Regions from separate parts of the Homo sapiens genome. Here region 2 is linked to region 1. Evidence: chromatin loops called from intact Hi-C (ENCODE). Cell type or tissue: endothelial cell of umbilical vein. All regions are shown on one strand. Links, peaks and the distances in the headings refer to the core of each region. The heading gives the core; the rest is flanking DNA. Region 1 overlaps PKN2-AS1 (PKN2 antisense RNA 1). Region 2 overlaps PKN2 (protein kinase N2).

Region 1 (2,924 bases), core at 131-2,630:
GATGGTCTCGATCTCCTGACCTCGTGATCCACCCGCCTTGGCCTCCCAAAGTACTGGGATTACAGGCGTGAGCTACTGCACCCGGCCTAGACAAATAATTTTAATGTTATACAAAGTCGTATTTAATTTAAGTCTTTATAATAGTGACAAAAACATGAAAATGGCTTGGCCTGAAATACGAGTATATAACTTGCAAGTAGCAAGTGATGCCCAGAATAAATTTTAAATAATATTCTGTGTAGTTCTCATGTTGATTTCTAATGTTCTAAGTACAGCAACTGGTGCCAACTTTAGTCAATAGAGGATAAAGGAAACATCTCTGTCCTTGTTCAGTTTAGATTCTTTTCTTTCATCATCCTGATTTTCACAAGCTTCAGCAGTTATTAATTCTAGCTATCCTTCCTCCTTGTTGGTCCACAGCAGACCTATGCAAGGCTGCAAATTTCAGGGCATGATCAGCCTTGAACTAATTCTGAGACAATATCTTTTCTCTCTGTGATGAAAGTGACTGGAGATTATGAGGCTCAGCACATAGAAGTCTCTCAATAAATACTTATTAAATGAATGAATGATTGCTTTGGTTTTAGTGAAAGAGAATAATACACGTGGTCTATAAAAACTCTCTGAATTGCACAGGAATCACTAAGCCTAAACTGTTGTGTTTCTTGTGTCACACTATTAAACATCATCCTGAGTCTTTCAGCCAGGACTTGTATTGTTTGGTGCATGCACGGAATCATATATGCACGAGGCTATATATTCACAAATTGTGTAATACTTGTTTTGGTAGGTAAGAGGTCTTTTTGCTTGGTTTACCTGGATGGGTAACATTGTGGGATAGTGGATTGCAGATAGGAAAACAGTGAATATCATTGTTAAACATGTTAAAATTCATTTAAGTTAAAATTTTTTATTTTGCTTTAATTCCATTGCCTATGGTCAATCTTTTTTAGGTTCCTTTTGTCTCAGAAAACTTTGTTTACAAGCATTCAATGCACTAATAGTAGCATTGTTTTTATTACATTTTCTGTATTAGAGATTATAATATGCTTCTAAACACCTGATAAAGAATAAGAAAAGGGAGCAGTTAAATAAGTGACCTAAAATCAGGACTAAATTAAAAACAAGCTTAAAGGTTTGCTGTGAACAAAAAAAATTTAAAATTTAGTTGCTCCACCTAGTGGTGAACCGTTATATGACTTTAGTGAAGAGATTTTAGTTTTTCACGTTGAAGATTCTATTCAAATTTTGTTCTGGTAGGTAGAAAAAAGTATTTAATGGACTTACTATCTTATTGTGCCATTTAAAATAACAAAATTTACACAACATGGAAAGAAAACCACTACTTAATGAATCTAAATAAACGTGAAGACACATCTGTAACCAACTCAAATTTCATATTATGTCTTTCTCAATCAGCCTAGGAATTAGCATCAACATTTATACCTGTAGCTATACCCAACCTAAAATTATATATCACCCTGAAAGTTTAGGCCTGGCCCGAGTTAATAGGAGATAAATGTTAATAGGGAGATCAACCCCTCTGCAGTTAAGATCATGGGTTTTTTGATTCAGGCCTTAATAAGGCCTGAGAAATGTTCTAAGTTGTATAAAAATATCAACCTAGCCAAAAGATATTTAGAAATCAAGATTACATGTTTACCTGAATGTAATACATTGCCGTGGTTAACAATGGGCTCTAAGCCAGGCTACTTGAGTTCAAATTCTGCAAAGTGTTTATTAGCTGTATGACCTTTGTGCCTTGGTTTCTTCATTTATGAAATGAAAATACTATCTCTCTCACAGAGTTATAAAGTTAAATGAGATACTGCCTGGAAAGCACTTGGAATTGCACCTGACACAGAATAAGTACTCCCATAAAAAATTTTTTAGTATCATTATTGACTTCATTTTCTGTATTTGTGATTTTTTTTTTTTGGTGTTTAATTGAACTCTGCCAAGTACTCAGATAGTTTGGCAAGACATTGGGAATCTCCTGCTTCTCTGACTCAGTGAAGTGTTCCCACCCTGGGAGGGACAACAATCCAAATCCCATTCTACCACATTATTTTTTTTACATATTATTATAACTATTTTATTATTTTAGAGATGGAGACTCCCTGTGTTGCCCAGGCTGGACTCAATCAAACTTCTGGGCTCACACAATCTTCCCATCTCAGCCTCCCGAGTAGCTGGGACTACAGGCACCTGCCACCATGCCCGACTTAAACATTATTGATATGGTCAGTCATTCACTTTCCAAATTCAGCTCTCTTTCTCAGAATTTCAGCACTCACTGGAAAGGAGAAATAGTGTGCTTGCTCCTGGGCATGCCCCAATGTCTGTTTATTTCCTCCTCAGCACTTCAAAACCATGATTTGATTTTAGTCTTTTCTGACAGCAAAGCAAAAGTTTGATCAGAAAACATGGAAGGACAGATTCCATTAGTCTACTTGTATACATATTCTAGGAAAACAGCATGCTGGGTTGAGCATGTTAGACTACATTTTTTGGAAGGGTGTCAGCCATGAAAATACCTTTTTTTCCAGGATCTAATTGCAGATTACCTTAAACATATCAGAAAGCTTAAAAACATTGACCGTGGAGCCAGAATTCCCAGTTTTAAAGCTTATCTCTACCAATTTGTTAGTTGAATAACTTTGGGCAAATTATTGACTTCCGTGAGCCAGTTTTTATACATTTGTAAAAGCGAAATAAAAGAAGCTATCTTAAAAGTTGTTCTGCAAAGTATATGAACTAATATGTATAAAGTATTAATAGCTGGAATACTGCTTGGTGTGTAGTAAGTACTGTGTAAGGGTTACTTGTTACAGAGTCATTATCTGTGGATGCTCATTATTCTGTGGAGGATGAAATATTGTATCCAAATTCAACATAGGAAGAGACTTATTCTTTGCCTTTCA
Region 2 (2,924 bases), core at 157-2,656, 150 kb before region 1:
TCACAGACCTTAAGCTAGCTTTCCTAGAATTCTATACTCTACATTAAAGTTTTATGTAGAAAGTAGAAAAGTTCCTCTTCAAAGCTCATCTTGATTTAAAAATAAAATAAAAGACACTAGGAATAATAGCTCCTTACTCTAAAGCCTCCTATCAACTATCAGTTCTTACGCTTTAGCCCAGTTAGTTGCTTTGGCTTACTCAAGCATGTCTGGACAGGCCCAGGCAAGTCTTAGCTCACAGCTTATGCCCCTTCCTTATTTGGAAATGTTGTTGCTTCCTTAAACCTTTCATAAGCAACTTCCTCTTCCTCTTTGTTCTCCTTTGCATTTACCTATTTAGGAAAGTTTTAGGTTATTAGCAAATCAGTAATCAGTTTAAGACTGTGAGGTCCAGCTCCAGCCAATGGATGCAGGACACAGCAGTAAGGACAACCCAAATGCATAAGGGATATATATGTCTGCTTTTCCTTTGTTCAGGTGTGCTCTCGCGATTGTTCCATTTGCGAGGGGCACGCTTTCTGCAGAAAGTAAAGATTGCCTTGCTGAGAGATCCTTTGTCTCCGTGCTGACTTTTCTTCACGGCACCGATTATCTGTTTCTAACATTTTACATATAAAGCTCTTCATTTTTTGTTACTTTGCACTGTTCCCAGTGAGCGTTACTTTCTTCACAACATAAGTGGGAGGGTGGGGCTGTGATCTAGAGATATTTTATGTTAGTACTCCACCACTTGTGTTCAATCCCACTTTAAATCCTAACATCCAGCATGGTTTGAATAAGTAAAACAGTCACATGGTATCTGAAAAACAAGGTACCATACAGATAGACTGAAGCTTCTGCATAAGAAGATGTCACTAATGTTTACCATTTATTTTTTATTATTTTTTGTTTTTTGAGATGGGGTTTCACTCTTATTGCCCAGGCTGGAGTGCAATGGTGCAATCTCAGCTCACTGCAACCTCTGCCTCCCAGGTTCAAGTGATTCTCCTGCCTCAGCCTCCTGAGTAGCTGAGATTACAGGCACCCACCACCACACATGGCTAATTTTTGTATTTTTAATAGAGATGGGGTTTTGCCATGTTGGCTAGGCTGGTCTCGAACTCCTGACCTCAGGTGATCCACCCGTCTTGGCTCCCCCAAAGTGCTGAGATTACAGTCGTGAGCCACTGTGCCTGGCCCAATGTTTAGAATTTAAAATGCAAGTGTGATTGCTGGTACGCCGGCAATTTTCTAGATGAAGCAGGTCAGTTACACAAGGCAAGGGCATGCTGTTAGATAATTTCAAACTCTAGGAGCAACGATATTCTAGACGGAGTAAAACTACCACCAAAAAAAGCTGAGCAGTACAAGTTGAGATAGGTACTGTCCCAACTTGTGTTTCAGTTTGTCTTATTATGAATTGAATCTAGAATCAAAGAGAAAACTGCTTGGTAGACTTAAAGAATCTGCATGTCTTATCTGAAGTCTAAGATCTGAAAGTAAACAAAAAAGGTAAGAGACACTGCATCAGCCTTATGTGTGGTAGAAAGCAACAAATTAAAACATGTATTGCAATTGAAAAAAGAACAGTACACATCTATCATAAAAGAATTAGCACAAAGAATGCTGAGGTTCTCGAAGTGTTCACTGAGGAGCCCTGGGGTGCCAGAGAGTATTTTCACTTTTCATAGGGAACACAGCGACATCTATGGGACACTGTGAGAACTACTAGCGAAAGGTAGTTCATAGTTTCAACATTAGAATATTCCATATTCCTTCTGGTGATGTCATAAACCCATCTTTGCTAAGGTGGGTTTTCAACAATAAAAAGCAACTTCCTATGAAGAATCACTGTGGAAGAAGACATGAGAGTGCAGTTATCCTTATGATCCCAAGATGTGGGAAGTTATATAGTGTACAACAGGCAGACATGTCCCATTAGTTAATTGTAATCATGTACTAATGGAATAAAAATATTACGTTTTCTCTCAGTATTTGTATTTTTCAAAAACTCCTGTTTTAAGACTTAAAATACTAACTAGTAAGCACTTCTTAATAAATGGAACTGTTGGGTATTTCTTTAGGTCTAGGGACACACTGCAGAAACATTACAAGGACACTGAGGACACTGAATTGAGAAAGTCTGGAAACTTTGATAGAAGTGGAGAGCTGGGCTCCACTGCTGAAATGAAAAGGGCAAAAGAAGAAAATGAGAACCAGGCTCCACCGCCAAAAAGAAAAGAAAGGTCAAAAAAGCTTTCTGTTGCCACTAAAAAACAGAATAAACTCAATACCTGGAAAATTCAAGAGCTGAGGAAAGATGAGATTTCTGCAAACGTGTACACGAGCGATGATATTGGTCTTCAATGTGCCTCTGAGGACAACATAGGCTTTGGAAATTTATCAGTGAGGGTCCTAGCAGCATGCAGATAGTACACTGAAAGAGTTTAACTAAAGAGAGTTTTTTAAATTGGCTACTTATGGAGATGTGATTAAAGTTAAACCAACAAGGAATGAAAAGAATCTGAGGACAAGCAACAGTAGAAATCCATTATCACTCTTAGCCTGAAGGGGCAAGAGGAACTTAAATCATTGCCAGAATCTGATTTAGACTAAATCTTAAAAAAGGAACTACCCGACAGGAGTTGGTGGCCATAGATGAATGCTGTTGTGAAAAGCAAGGCAAGGCAAGGAAGGAGAAAGGGAAATACACACTGCGACTTTCCTTTCCTCCTAGCTCTTGGATCTCTTAACAGTGTCTCTCATTGTAAGTCAGAGCCAAGTAATTCAAGTGAACTTTGTAGTCATCAGCCCAAAAACAGGGTAGGACAGGGAAGGAAGGACAATGGAATCCACTGGGGAAAAACAGAAAACCACCACCTCAAGAAACAATAATATATGTTTTCAGTTCAGCAGTCCAATGAGAGTGATTCTCCAGCTGGAAC

The links. Peaks named below come from ENCODE experiments on the same cell type or tissue, not always from the same donor. Only the 100,000 strongest peaks of a DNase experiment are listed, where the experiment ranks them.
Region 2: a loop joins it to region 1, with 4 times the contacts of the local background. A loop is called at or near these places in 10 of 110 quality-filtered maps.

Annotation. Positions count from the first base shown.
Region 1 is chr1:88,654,140-88,657,063 of GRCh38, reverse strand. All of the region lies in intron 1 of PKN2-AS1 (PKN2 antisense RNA 1), which reads left to right. Among named protein-coding and RNA genes, the nearest start is that of PKN2, 29 kb to the left of the region's middle. In endothelial cell of umbilical vein, for the core only: a CTCF peak has its summit at 1,174 (motif pointing left); a DNase peak (open chromatin) is centred at 1,173.
Region 2 is chr1:88,799,356-88,802,279 of GRCh38, reverse strand. All of the region lies in intron 8 of PKN2 (protein kinase N2), which reads right to left. It overlaps LOC124904214 (a long non-coding RNA gene), which reads right to left. Exons shown (of 2, transcript XR_007066211.1): 2 at 1-2,924. Among named protein-coding and RNA genes, the nearest start is that of GTF2B, 91 kb to the left of the region's middle. RefSeq lists enhancers at 148-257, 1-565. In endothelial cell of umbilical vein, for the core only: a CTCF peak has its summit at 1,679; no DNase peak of the experiment used is centred there; H3K27ac peaks cover 506 bases.